Regions from separate parts of the Homo sapiens genome. Here region 2 is linked to region 1. A link is a contact called in ENCODE Hi-C or POLR2A ChIA-PET data. All regions are on one chromosome and are shown on one strand. The core of a region is the stretch at or near the end of the contact, and the rest is flanking DNA. Distances in the headings are between cores, read along the strand shown. Region 1 holds the start of ZIC5 (Zic family zinc finger 5). Region 2 overlaps PCCA (propionyl-CoA carboxylase subunit alpha).

What was found. A loop is a pair of places that touch in the nucleus more often than their neighbours do. ChIA-PET counts read pairs that join two places held with the same protein, here RNA polymerase II (POLR2A).
Region 2: POLR2A ChIA-PET joins it to region 1 with 23 read pairs in A673. The contact joins the enhancer-like site here to the promoter of ZIC5 in region 1. A Hi-C loop is called at or near these places in 1 of 168 maps with a recorded cell type or tissue (A673). POLR2A ChIA-PET finds 5 or more read pairs at or near these places in 3 of 52 experiments (A673, WTC11 and activated CD4-positive, alpha-beta T cell).

Annotation. Positions count from the first base shown.
Region 1 is chr13:99,967,999-99,975,233 of GRCh38, forward strand. It overlaps ZIC5 (Zic family zinc finger 5), which reads right to left and starts at 3,769. Exons shown (of 2, transcript NM_033132.5): 1 at 2,129-3,769. The coding sequence starts at 3,605. RefSeq lists enhancers at 6,216-6,758, 6,759-7,235.
Region 2 is chr13:100,296,555-100,303,789 of GRCh38, forward strand. It overlaps PCCA (propionyl-CoA carboxylase subunit alpha), which reads left to right. Exons shown (of 24, transcript NM_000282.4): 13 at 4,906-5,049; 14 at 6,370-6,444. Among named protein-coding and RNA genes, the nearest start is that of PCCA-AS1, 180 kb to the right of the region's middle. Within about 2 kb of position 4,314, at least 3 of the 41 ENCODE cell types and tissues checked have a DNase peak (open chromatin) inside an H3K27ac peak, as active enhancers do; they include A673, where a contact is called at or near this core.

The DNA.
Region 1 (7,235 bases), core at 2,519-5,018:
AGCTCCTAGCAGCTCCCTCTCCCGAGAGAGCGCGAGTCGGGCCCGCGGGACGGTTATAAACGGGACTGGGGGCACGTGGGTCAGGAAAGGGGCCTTCGGAAGTGGCCCGGGGATTAGTCCCTTTGATCAATCCGTTCCGGGATCCCGGATAACCCCCAAAAGGGAGAGCGGCGTGGCAGGGAGGGAAAGAAGTCCGGATGGGCCCTCTCAGAACACAATGTCCAATAGCTGAGCGGCCCAGGGACCGCCAGAAACACCAAGCGCGGGTTGGAGTCTGAACCCGAGGCGCCTGCGTCCCTCCCGCAGGGACCCCCACGCTCCACCGGGTGGGGCCCACGCGGCCGCCGGGAGGGGGCAGGAAATGCAACCGTCCGCGAGACGCAGAGCCAAAAACCCAAATGACCGCGGGTCCCCTCGCCGCCTGGGGTCCCCCGCGCCCCCCCCGACCCCACGCACGCGCGCGTGCCCCGGGAAGCCACCGGGGACAGTGCGCAGGGCGTGGCCTGTCCCGCCGGGGGCCCGGATCGGCTTCTGCGCCCGCAGCTCCCGGCAGCCGCCTAGGGAAGGCCGCTCCCCTCGCGAGGCCTGGGCAGGCGGGAAGGGCCCTAGGCCGCGCGCGGCCCCGCGCTTGGGAGTTCCCTTTCGGGGCCGGGCTGGGGAGCGGCTTCACGGTCCCTGGATCCTGCCCTGCCGAGAAGTGCTGGGCACAGGAGCGAGCAGCCGGCTTAGCGGGCCAGGGCGTTTTTACGAGAGCCTCCTGGGAAGTTTCTTCCTGGAAAAATCATTAAGGCGGACTGATCCCGATTAGAGAGAAAAGGGGCTCCTGGGAAAACGTGCTCCCCACCGGCCATCAGGCGGCCCGCAGGAGCCAAGCCAAGGCTCCCGCCTCGGGCCACCCCGACGCTGCTGCCCCCGCAGAGCCCCGAGCGCCCCCGGCCCGAGCGTGGGACCCGGCGGCTACCTCCTGGCCGCAGCAGCGCCGATAAATCTGCCAAGTGATTACTGAACGTAAACTCCAGTTACTTAAGTGTCCTCCGAGGGGTAATCGTATCTGTCCCTATAAATCCCGACTGCGTTCGCGCTCATCAGCGCTTCCGCCCGACGCGCTGGTCCGCTCAAAGGGGGCACACGACCCACAGGAGCCATCCACCGCCTCGCGCCGCAGCCGCCCTCCTCAGCGCTGTGGGATCCCCAGAGGCAGGGCTTGAGGTGGGGTGGGAGGGTCCCCACGACGCCGGTGGCTCCCCACCAATTCCACGACAGGGTAGGCCTCACCGATGGTGGGAGGCTCGGGTCCTCCTACAACTAGAACCTTCTCTAGAAAGGCAGATGTCAACTCCAGCACCCTCCAGGGCGAGTGTGATACTGCGTGTGAGAGGGCGCGTGGGGCGTGTAAATGATGTGAGTGTGAGGACACACAGGTGTCGCGGGAATGGGGTGCACGCGCAGGAGGATATGAGTGTGTAAAGTTGTGGGAGACGCACGCAGAAGAAGGTGTGCGTGAAGAGTGTGTCACGGTGGGCGAGTGCGAGTGGTCTCCGGGGTTCCGAAAGCGCATTCCTGTCTTCCCGGAGGGGTCCCTTCCCCTCCCGGAAGGCCTGCCTCGGGCGGCCCAAATCCGGCAGCAAATCCCACGCCCGGTCCTCGGAGCGCGGAGACTGCGCGGGGCCTACGACCCGGTGGGAAGAGAGGCGCTTGCCGGGGCGGCCCGGCCTCTCTTTCCATCGCCCTCCCAGACTTCCCAGGGCCGGGCGGGTGGGGACTGCCGACCGTCCTGGGCGCCTTCCTGCTCCAGCTGCTGCTGCGTCTGCTCCGAGGTGGCGGCGGCGGCGGCTGGCGCGCGTTGCGGGTCCCGGCCGAGGGGCTGCGGGCGCGCTGGAGACTCCGCCGTGTGGGAACCCAACGCGGGGCCTGTGTGTGCTATCGAATTACTTATTCATAGAAAAAAAAAAGGGGGGGAGAGAAAAAAAAAGAAGTCACATGTCCGGGTTATACGTATGCGAAGAGAAGCAGCAGAAGGAGAAAAAAATTAAGGCGAGCAGGAGGAGGAGGAGAAGCAGCGGCGGAAGCGGCGGCGGCGCAGGAGCTGGTGGCGGCGGCGGCGGCGCGGCCGGGGACAGACACCCACCTGTATGAGTACGCTTGTGGATCTTGAGGTTCTCGGAGCGCGCGAAGACCTTGCCGCAGCCGGGGAAAGGGCAGGGAAAGGGCTTCTCGCCGGTGTGCACGCGGATGTGGTTGATGAGCTTGTATTTGGCCTTGAAGGGCTTGCCCTCGCGCGGACAGTCCTCCCAGAAGCAGACGTGGCTGCTCTGCTCGGGGCCTCCCACGTGCTCCACCGTGACGTGATTCACCAGCTCGTGCATGGTGCCGAAAGTTTTGGAGCAGGGCTTGGCGCCGCCGGCCGGGGGCGGTGGCGGCGGCGGCGGCGGCGGCGGCGGCGGCGGCGGCAGCCCGGCCAGCTCGTCGGGGTCGATCCACTTGCAGATGAGCTCCTGCTTGATTGGCTGCCGCATGTAGCGCAGGAAGGCCCCAGCCGCCCCTGGGAGGTGGGGGTGGTGCTGGTGCGGGTGCTGCGCGGGCGCCGGCGGCGGCGGCGGCGCCGGGGGCGGCGCGTGGTGCTGCAGGTGGGGCCCGGGCCCGGCCGCTGCTGCGGCCGCCGCAGCCGCCAGGTTCAGGTTTAAGTTCACGGCTCCGTAGCCGTGCAGGGCGGCCGCCGCTGCGGCCGCAACCGCCCCGTAGTGCGCGTCCCCAGAGCGCGGCGCGAAGGGCGGTTCGGCGCGGCCGTACAGCTCAGCCGCCGCGGCTGCCGCTGCCGCCGCCAGCCCCAGGCGCATCTGGCCGTTGAGCGGGTGCGGGTGGCCGCCTGGGGCCCCCGGCGTGTCGTGCAGCGCGGGGAAGAGCGCCGGGCCGCCGCTGCCGTCCGGGCCCGCGTAGGTGCCGCTGGCGGAGATGAACATGCCGGCCGAGTGGGGAGGCGGGGCCGGGTGCTGGGGGGAGCCGGTGCCGGACCGCTGCTCCCCTCCGAGCGGGGCCCCGTGCATGGCCGCCGCGGGGGCCGTGGCGGAAAGGTCCCTCCGGAGGACGAAGTCCCTGCTGTGGCCTTTGCCGCTGCTGCCGCCGCCGCCACTGTTGGTGGTGGTGTAGCCCGAGAGGGCAGGAGGAGGAGGAGGCGGGGGAGGGGGAGGGGGTGAAGGGGTGGGAGGAAGAGGAGGGGCTGGGGGCGGGGGCGCGGAGGGCTGCGCGCCACTGCTGCCCCCGCCGCAGGGGTAGCTGCCCGCGCCGGGGTGCGCGACCAAGGCTGCAGCACGGGCGGCGGCTGCCGGAGCCTCCGGGTGTGCCGGGAACGCCTGGGAGGGAGGGCTGAGGCCCAGCGTGCTCGCCTGGGCCATGTGCTCGGGTCCGAGCGGAGTGGTGGCCACGCCGGGGTCAGCGCCCAGGTCCCGCAGGCGGAGGTGCGCGACGGCGGCCCGGAGTTGGGAGTGGGCGGGCGGGCCGGCCAGCGCCGGGAAGCCTGTCATATTCTGAAGCGGCTGGACCTGAGCCGTTGCCAAATCCGCTAATCTCAGCGCTGGCGGGTTCCTCTTGCTCAAAGGGGGCTCCATCAGAACTACACAATCAGGCCCATAGACCCTCACTGGGGGGACTTTATTCCCTCTGCCCGCCTTCAAAAACATGTATGTATTGGGCGCTCTTTAACTTCTTTTGTCCTGGCCTCTTAACTCTGCTTATTCCTGTTCCCACTCTATCCTCCAGCGATTGGCAGAGTGAACACCACATTTGAGCTGCACAGTGGGACCGAGATTTTGGAAATGGCACGGGTGGGATTGGAGGGAGCCGCGTGATTGGCAGTAGCCTCGGCTGCTCGATTGGCTCCCGTTCAGGCCCTCGACCCAGCGGGGATTCGCCCCCGTGCTTGCGGCCGCCTGCGCTTTCGCTTCGCGCCCCCTCCTCCGCTGGAGCCACACGTCCCCGCCTCCCCGGGGATGCCCAAGTTGCACTTGCAGAAAGTTTGAGCCTGGCCTGCGCGCGCAGCGCCCCGCTCTTCCTTGACGCACCTCGCGGAGCGCGCGCCGGCACGCGGGCAGAGGGCGCGGGGTGGTGAGGGGCTGAGGACCCCCGAGGGGCAGTCCCAGTTTCAAAAACCTTGGCCTCACTTCTCTGTGTGCCTTCTGGCACCCAAGTACTTTCTGCCTCTACCTCCACCTCTCTTGTGGGGTGGAAGAGCCCTGGGCTGCTGTTTGGGAGAGAAGGGTGAATAGCCCGTCCTACCTGTAGTGGTGATGCTAGAAACTTCTTGTTTGGACACCCAACCTGCCTAGCGCTCACCTAGGGCGCATAGACAGTAGACGGAGTGAAGAAGATAAAGTCTATTGGTTGCAAGACAACTTGAGTGATTTGGCTCCGCGAAACACCAGGTGAAGTCAAAATAAGTCTTTCCCCCAAAGGAACCGTTTTACCTCGACTTTTTATCTCATGGAGAGTCCTTTTCAACATGGTTCAAAGGAGTTGGATGGAAGTGTAATCTCACTACTCATCGGTTCTAGATCTGCCACTTCCAATTAGATCTACAGTAGGGGCGGGGGAGAGGAGATCGGGCAGCGATTCTAACTTTTGCCTTTCGGAGATACAGTGGCGGGGCAGGCCAAACGGCATCTCTGCAGAGAGAAGCCGCTAAATAAGCACCGTCCTTTAAGTAGAATTTCTCCTTCCGGTCCAGATCCCAGTCCACAGTCCACATGTATGCCTCAGTTTCTTTGACTGATCCACAATTAGAACTGATCCAATAAAATATTATTTTGAAATCAAGAAATATCTTTGCTTTTTATTTACTGATAGAATAATCTTTCACCTTTTTATCGTTTTCTCATAAACCAGTCTACCTCTAAGATGTCTTATTTGAAAACCATAAAAACTGGCTTTTAAAAAAGCGAATCCCATCCCTTTCCAGAGGTTTGGTATCAAATCGATTTTTTAAAAATAGAAATTCCCTGCATCACTTTTTGGTGGGCGGAGAAATGTGGGACCCTCCCCCCAAATTAAGGATTTTACTGCCCCAAAAGTGTCCTTTTCAGATTTTAAAAGAAAGCATTTTTGAAATTTGTGATGTTACAAAATGCTCAAATATTAAAGCCAGGATTTTAAAATTTGTATTTTGCTGTCATCCGTAACATTACTTGTAAAAAAAAAAAAAGTGATAATGATTAGAATGTGATCTTTTTCTTTGGGGATACAATAAAATATGTTTCCAACTTAATTCATTTGCAGTCCAAGTAAAAGTAGACTGCACAAAGCCGTTATTGGGGAGATGGCCGTGGGAAGTAATCAGAAATATTCTGAAAAGAGTTGATTCGATAGTGCCATTCACATTGGTGTGAACGATGTTTAACAGGGGGCTTCGGTATGAGACTTAGGAATGTCATTTCTTTTATAAAACTGACAAGCAAACAAAGACAATGCTACCATCAAATTTCAAATGGACTTTTTCTTTAAGTTGCAATGAAGTTCAAATATGGGGAATTAAAGGCATGTGTGGAAACACAACGAAAAAATTTTAATAAACAGCAGTAACAAAATCTTCATCTCACTTTGGAAACGACGAGTCCTTTCACAATTTTTATGTCAAAGACTTAAAACATTTCAAGCCAACCAGGCAAAGGTTGATCGAGAGCTGTGCCATCTCTATGGATAGTTTATGGAGAAAGCATCATATTTGGAATTATCACTGTCATCGTTTCCTCTCTGAACATTTCCAATGAGTTTCCTTTATTTGAATTTCTTGGCAATAAGCATTAATTCTTGCAGTAATGGCAGCTTTGGGTTCAATCCTGCAGGTTATAAGTAAAAACAAAACAAAACAAAATGAATAAAGAAAGAAGAAAATAAACACAAGCTAGCCTTTAATATGGACTGTTGAGCATTTTTATTGTGCAATAAAATGGGTACCTCCACCCCCTTCAAAATAGCTTTTCGTCAAAATTATAACTGCTTTGTTTTATTGAATTGCTGAAATTTAATGGTTTAATGGGTGAAGGCATGAAGGAAAGGCTGTAAAAATGTGAATAATGGTGTAGCAGAGCCGTGCGGAATCTGGAACCCGCCTCCTTGTACAACTCTTGTTAAACACAGCGTGATATGTATCTGTCATCGATTTAATATGTCTTAATTCAAATATAGCTCCCTGATCAATTTCTTTTTATGGAAGCCTTAAAAAAGAAAAGACTTTCTTAGGAAATAATAGAGATTTGGGTAGCGATAGGAAAGAGGGATATTTACAAAGTGAGTTTAATGAATATTTGCAAATTTATGACCAAACCTAGACCCTAAAAAGATAATTGACTCAGGTAAATCGACTTGAGATGCTAATTCTTAAAAGAAAAGACTGGGAGCAAAATTTCAATCAACACCAATAAGGCGCCAATAAACCGCCTGCCAATTAAACCTGAGAATAGGCCTAGCTAGATGGTCATCAGGAAGGCTTGCAGTGGATTTCCGGGATTGCCTTTCTTTATAAAAGAGCTTTTTATTTTGTAGAAGCGCTTTTTGTTATTGTGATGACCCGCCTGACCCCAGGTGCGCTGTTTCTTTTTCAAGCTATTTGGGAGCCAAATCAAACCCCCTTAACATCCCAAGTTTCTGAAGACCCAATAATTCTGTCACACTTCCTAAATAAACACCAACAATTTCCAGGGCGCTGAAGGGAATAATAATACTAGTTTTAAAAGCAGGGGGCTGTGGAAGGCGTTATGCCAATTCTTCTGGGGGTTTGGCCCGCATATTTCGACGGTGGTGCTGGTCGTCAGGGCCAGTCCTCAAATCCATGCCCCTTTCTGCGTTTTGCAGCGGAGGTGCCTGCGTGGAGGCAGCAAAGTGGCAAGCCATGGAAATGTCCTTTCTGGAGTTAGCAAGGGCTCTTGCGGGGCGTGTATTTCCAGACCTCTAGGTTGCACCCCGAACCCCAACCTCCTTCCAACCCCAGACAAAGGCGCGAGTAGGTTGGGGAGGTGAGAGGCCCAGTAAATGGCCAGCTAACCAGAACCCAGGTTGGCTGAGTTAACCGCGCTCAGCTGCCTGGAGGCCACGGGACCCGATCTCTGGGGATGCTCGAGCTGGCGCTTGCGGCTTCCCGCTGCGCGTAGTGGGGGACTGAGGCTCCACCGCTCCCCCGGTGCCCTCTGTATGTCACCGAACACAGCCAAGTTTCCTGCGAGGGGTGTGGGCAATTAATAAACTCT
Region 2 (7,235 bases), core at 3,064-5,563, 330 kb after region 1:
TTTTTCTTAACTTTAAATTTTGAAATGATTTCAGACTCACAGAAAAGTTGTAAAAATATTACAGGTAATTTCTGAATACACTTCACTCATATTTACCACATTTACTTTATCTTTCTATCTATATCTGTATTTACTGGAAGCATTTCAGAGTAAGTTGCAGGCCTAGTGGCCCTTTACTCCTAAATATGTCTGTACTTCCTAAAAACAAGTAAATTTTCTTATGTAACTATAGCACCATAATCAAAATCAGGATTTGGACATTAACATATTACTGTCTTCCAATTTAGGGACTATATTCAAATTTCCCCAGTTGCCTCATTAATGCCTTTTGTGGTAAAAGAAAAAAAAATCTGGTTCAGCATCCTGCATTGCATTTAGTTGTTGTATCTCTTTATTCTCTCTCAATCTGGAATAATCCTTAGTTTTTTGGTCAGTTGTGATCTTAACATTTTTTAAGAGCATAAACCATTTATTTTATAAAATGTCACTCATTTTAGGTTTGCCTCTTTTCTCATGTACTAGATTCAGTCTTTGCATTCTGGGCAGGAATAGAAATGACACTGTCCATCTATGAGCACCATGTTGGTAGCACGAAGTGCCTCTTTATCCCATTATTGGTGGTGTTGGCTTTGTTAAGGAGGTATCTCTGGCGTTTCTACACTGTAGACTTTCTATTTTCCTTTTGTCCTTAATAAAGTATCTTATAGGGAGATACTTTGAGACTCTATAAATAGCCAGCATACTTTCACTCACTAGCTTTAGCATACTTCCTAGTTTGTATTTAGTGAGGAATAGGCTGAAGATGACAATGGCAGTGTCAGAGTTTATTATTATAATTTTTAGAATCATGAGGTAGGTAACAACACAGTGCCAAGGAGATTTAGTTTTCCCTAAGCTTATTCTGCTACCGAAATGAGATACATTAAGCACTCAGAGATGAAGCACAACCTAATTTACCTCACAGTTGCATTTGACAAGCTTGGTTATATTTTGGGAAATAAATTTGAAGCAACAGATGAGTAAGAGGGAGTGGTAAGAGGTATTAGACACGATGCTAATAGTGACAGCTTGGTGGTGATTAAGAATACAAAACTAAAAATAGCAAGTAGATCTATAAAAAGCTAGCCGATTGTTACCATCTAGCGTAGGTGTATGGAGCTAAACATATTTATTCTAGTCCATGAGGGTGATTATGGCATGAGATGTTATAAGGCACGATTATGTCCTATAATATGGCATTTGATAATTTTTTGTACCTGTTTGAACAAAAGATTCATGGTGAGCTAGGGATATAACCAATACAAATAAATTTATCAACAACTGTTAGACTCTGCAGTGTGGCACTCCCTTGAGAAATTTGTCTTTGAGGATTCAGGTATTATAACTTGGTAGGGCTTACTCCTTTTTTGTGAGTGTGAATTTTTTTTTTTTTTTTTGGGTTCGGGCTTACTCTTGCTCACTAAATCCCAAGATTTATATATTCACATGCTAATACGTTAACAATGCAAAACAGTGCTGTCTGGTGGATCCCTGATTTGTGTGCTTTTTAGAAAGAGCACATTGCTGTTGGGTAGGAAAAACATATGAAGCCAGGTTCTCAAATATTTGTGTGGTAAGGATGGAGTAACAATAAGGGAATTCCATTTTGTATTTTGAATGTTTTTGAGGCATTGTTTCCAAAAGTGTGTTCCATGGACTTGGCAACTCATAAAGGTACTTTGCAAAAGGAGGAGGAAGTGCTGCGCAAGGCCCTTCTCTAGGAGAGTCACAGGACATATGGGCATCCTAATGACAAGAGTCTTTCCTAAACAATCTGTTGAACTGAGATTAACCCGGTGTTTCCCAAATAGAAGTGACACAGAAACCTTTTCCCCCCACATAATAGCCCTCAAAACAGATGCATATTAGCATCAGACTTCTGTAGTTACATTTTTCTTCTAAGTGGGACAAGATGAACTTGTTGGTTTACCAGACACCAATTTTTGACTTTTTTGTTTTTTTATTTTTATAACCTTTTGATCAAGTTAACCATCTTTTCCCTCCCTCCCTCCCTCCCCTCCCTCCCTCCCTCCCTCCCCTCCCTCCCTCCCTCCCTCCCTCCCTCCCTCCCTCCCTCCCTCCTTCCTTCCTTCCTTCCTTCCTTCCTTCCTTCCTTCCTTCCTTCCTTCCTTCCTTCCTTCCTTCCTTCCGTCCTTCCTTCCGTCCTTTTGTTCCTTTATATAACCCTGTTCTATCACTTAAGTATTGAGCTTAACTTGCAGAGAGAAACCATTGCTAAGCACTTGGGAATAGGGGGATATTTGTGATTATTTAAGCAATGTTGTGCTTATAAGATTTCTGGTAATAACACAGTCTAAAGGAAATGCTTCATATCCTGTGGAGTAGCTTTGGAATCCTATGTATTTAGAAGGATTTCTTTCAAAAATGTTTAAAATTATAAGTTTTACTTTAAAGAAGTTAATTTCTTTTACCTGGAAAATTGAAGCAAGTTAGACTATTTTGTGGACTTATGCAGTACTTGTCAAAAGGTAAATGTTTTTTAAAATTTCTGTTAGTAAGGATTTTACCTTTAGCAGCTTGTTATTTTAGTTATCTGCTTAGTTGCTTCTAATTTGAATTACTTGTAGCTCCCTAATTTAGATTGTAAAATGTTATGGCTCTGTTATATGACTTAAGTTTAGAACACAGTGGGTCCACTTTTGGATCCCATTCAAAGTGGATCTGATGTACTTATTTTCCTACACAGTTAAAGATCCCTCTTCAAAGGTGAAGCAGAGACACAATAAATTTGGATCTTGAAACCTTCATAGTAATATGCTTTTTAAAAGACATGTATACATAATTGTATAGCCATTGCATATACTTTTATACATACATTTCTTTCATATACATTACTGTCAGGAAGATCAGGAAGATAATGTCATCTCTTTAGTGAGATAAATTCCAACTCCATCGTGACCACTTACCATAGATGTGACTCTGTATTTGCTGTTCATTCATTCAATATGTATTTATTTGCCTTGTATATAGTATGTACTTATATGGGCACTGGTCATAGAAAGAGGAAACTGAATGGTTCACTTAACTTTTGAAATTGTCTTTTCACCTATCAGGGATGTGTGAATAGTATTGATGTAAAGCACTTGGCACGTGGTAGGTTCACCTCTTTTTTTTTTCCTGAGATGGAATATCGCTCTGTTGCCCAGACTGGAGTACAGTGGTGCAATCTCGGCTCACTACAGCCTTCTCCTGGGTTCCAGCAATTCTCATGCCTCAGCCTCCTGAGTAGCTGGGACTACAGGCATGTGCCACCACACCCGGCTAATTGTTTTTATTTTTAGTAGAGACAGGGTTTCATCATGTTGACCAGGCTGGTCTCAAACTCCTGACCTGAAGTGATTTGCCCGTCTTGGCCTCCCAGAGTGCTGGGATTACAGGCGTGAAGCGCCACACCCATCCAGGTTCACCTCTTGAGTAGAGTGCTGAGATGCTTTCTCACATGAGATTGGTTTCTAGTAATAATAGAGGGTTTTTTTGCTAGTTACTTTCTTATTGTATTTATCTTATAGAGTCTTGGTTCTTACAAAATCATAATTTGCTTTCAAAAATACATATTTTAAACTACCTAATAAGATCTTTATTTAGTGTCACATTTACGAAGGGTTGATGCTTATTTTAGTGATGATTTGTCATTAAAATTATGTCAAAATGTCTTAAAATGTTGTTGAAACTGTAAGCAAACTCAACACGCACAAAGCTAATTATGGGTGCCATCTGTTTATTTTTACAAAGCTTTTTTTTTAAGACTATGGCATTGTCTGCTTATGATAAGCTTCAAGATTATTATAATGACTAAGTCCTGTCCTTCAATTAGTGTAGTTGAAGATGGGAAGATAATTCGTTTGTTCACTGACCTTTTCCTGTGTCAGAGTGTATGAAATATGACATGTCATGATAAAGAAACTATTGTGAAGTGCATTTAGAAGATACTTAATTTTTATGAGAAAAAAATGACATCAAAGCAGCAGATGTGGCCAAAGTTTTGTTTAAATTCTTAGAACTTATTCAAGGTTTTAGATGAACGGTAGACTTTTCCAGTGACTTAAGTGGCTTCATTTTAACTCAAGGTTAAGAATTTCTAAGTGATCGACCAAGTTTATGTTGACATGTATCCCTGTTTGTGTACCTATATGTCAGCACATGTTTTTGTACATACATATCTCATGTGTTAGTGCAGAAGGCCAGGTACATGCATGACAGCATCAGCCCAAGTAGTTATCAGCAATCTGCTGAGAGAGCAGAGCGATCGCACTGGCTCTGTTTTGCAATTGTGCATGCTAAGCATTACCCAAGTCAGTGTGGAGGGAAAGCAACCTGAAGGATCCATCTGCTCCCTTCTGCTACACTGCCTCGATGCAAGATTACACTAATCTGGCTGCTTGTCAGGACAGGTTAGTGAAAGCATGCAAGTGGGTGAGACTTAGGGTGGACTAGTGCTTTGGAAAATCATAAGCTGCCCCTGTAGATGCCACGTTAAGTGCAGCAGAATAGGTTGATTATCGGCCACATTGAAGATTGCCGTGAAATAAATATATAGCTTTTTGGTTAAGAATTAGTTTCAAAATTAAAATTCTTAAATATTGTTGGACCACAGATAAATCAAAATTGAGAAAAATAATACAGATAGTTTACAAATACTTTTAGGCCTTAGTTTTTCTTATGATTTGTGTATTGTGTTTATTCTTTCATTTTATTCCCCTAGCTCAAGAGTTTTTTAGTCAAATATGTTCAAATGTTACATTCGATTAACTTCATTTTACCCAAAAACTTTTGTGATTTTTCTTGTTTGTTTCTATTTATTTACCCTTTTCTACACCTACTGACTGGCAGACCTTGGCCTTGCAGGTTGAGCATCCTGTCACAGAATGCATTACTGGCCTGGACCTAGTCCAGGAAATGATCCGTGTTGCTAAGGGCTACCCTCTCAGGCACAAACAAGCTGATATTCGCATCAACGGCTGGGCAGTTGAATGTCGGGTTTATGCTGAGGTAAAATGAATGGTGTTGGGAGGAAGGATGGTGGTTATGTCCAGAGTCATGAGACCTGGTATAGCCAAACAATGAGGTAAAGTTAGGGTTTTATAATGTTGCCAACTATTGGATTACGTAATCCATAATTAAATCAGAAAAAAATTAGATAATTTTGACCTAATTCCAGATAGTTTTAAAGAATTGGGCTTAGTTAATTGTCATGTATTTGTAGATGGGGAAATAGCTACCAATCCTTTAAGAGGCAACAGAGCATTGGTTAAATACTCTTGAGCTTGAATGGACCATGGTTTTTGTTTTGTTTGCATTTTCTTTGTTTATTTTCAAACAACACTAACAAGAAGTAGCATTTATTTCCATGGGTTTTTTAAAAAAATGCCCACCTTGGGTACACATTAGTTGTTGATCAGATATTTACTTAAAATTTTTCCCAACCTTTTTTTTGTATAATTTTCTCCTTTATTATTACATAAAAATAACAATCAAAATTTAAATTGTAAAGCTTTTAGTAAAACATGTACTCTTAATTTATAATTTTAATTTTGGGTTTTACTCATAAACTCTCAGTTCAGTACTTCTAAATGCTTTTTTTCAAATGACTAAAACAAGAATGCAAGGTAACATTTGTACTATTTTTACTTTTCGACATCAAAAATGTCTGTCAAGATTAAAAATAAATCAGTGTCTGTGTTTAAGAATACTGAGAGCTGGTTTGAAATATTTTTCAAGGAGTTCAAAAATATGTTTTGGCGTGACTGTATTGCTCTTGCTTTTTTCATATTTTAAGTAGTATTACTTTCATTCTTATGACACTGAACCTGTTTATTCTGATGATCTAAGATATTTACAAATGAAGTGCATATCTAGTAGCGTGCAAAGTTTTTTTTTTCAGGTCTTTATTTGAAGAACCCAAATTCTCAAGTTTTACCATATGTGAACTGTTTTGAGAAGTAAGAAAAACAAATATCTTTAGTATACCACATTTGTTGTTCTAAACTTGAGTATGTTTTGATGTAGGGCCTAGGTTATTTTATTTTTTGCCCAAGGCATTCTAAGAAGTTTTATAAAATGTTGGAATTTTACCAATTTCAATAAAGTATGAACAAGGTCAGGCTAAATTCTGCTTACAGTTCTGTTTGATTTTTAAGTACATTCTAAGTTGTCTAGCGTAAAAGACAATAATATTCTGAAATCTGTGATTTGGTAAATACCATATGTTGAAAATAGACCTATAAATGGTTCTTCATTGTGTAAATATTTAACCTTACTTGTGCTGATTTATATTTCAAAGACTGTGCTTCCTTTCCTTTGAACTTTCAGGACCCCTACAAGTCTTTTGGTTTACCATCTATTGGGAGATTGTCTCAGTACCAAGAACCGTTACATCTACCTGGTGTAAGTCATTAAGCTGTAATACCAGCTGAAGGGTTAAAATCGTGATTTATGTCATACTTTTATGTTAAAGCATGTCAACACCAAAGGGTGTAAATTGAAGGACAAGTGAAATTCATGGGAATCATGGTTTTTGTGTTGAAAACAAATTTTTTTCAGTATTTTGTGGTGTTCAAGAAAGTCAGGATTCACTGGACAGGGGAAGCCTGGGGACATCTGATGATATAAATGATAGCTTACAGTGTTCCCAATTCTTTCGAAAATTATAATAAAAAAGGCTGTGAATCCTAAGAATGAGAAATGATGTTTTGTGTTACAATTTAATCTTTTCAATAAATCGAGTCCAACCCTGCTATATAGTCACTTGTCAAGAAATTCAAGCACAAAATCAGCTCCTTAATTGAAATTTAAGGAGATTGAATTAAGGCAAACAAAGTGTGCCTCAGTCTATTAAACCTCATGGACTTTAAAGAGTAATAATATTTATATCAGTTAAATAAAAGTGACCACTGTCCATTTTATTCCATAGCTCTTCTGTATTTAATAGCTATTTTGAAAATAGTTTTTGTTGCAGAAAAAGAGCAAGGACATACCCTTTTTCTTAATCAAGGTAATAAGTGCATATATATATATATATATGACATTATGTTAGCTAGTAGATGACAAGGCTGTACCATCTGTGAATATTCAAATTATTCATTTTGATTACTGGCATGAAGATGGTGAAAGATTACAGGAAGAATTCTAAATCTGAAGATATTATTGGATATATGATTTATTTCACTTTTTAAATT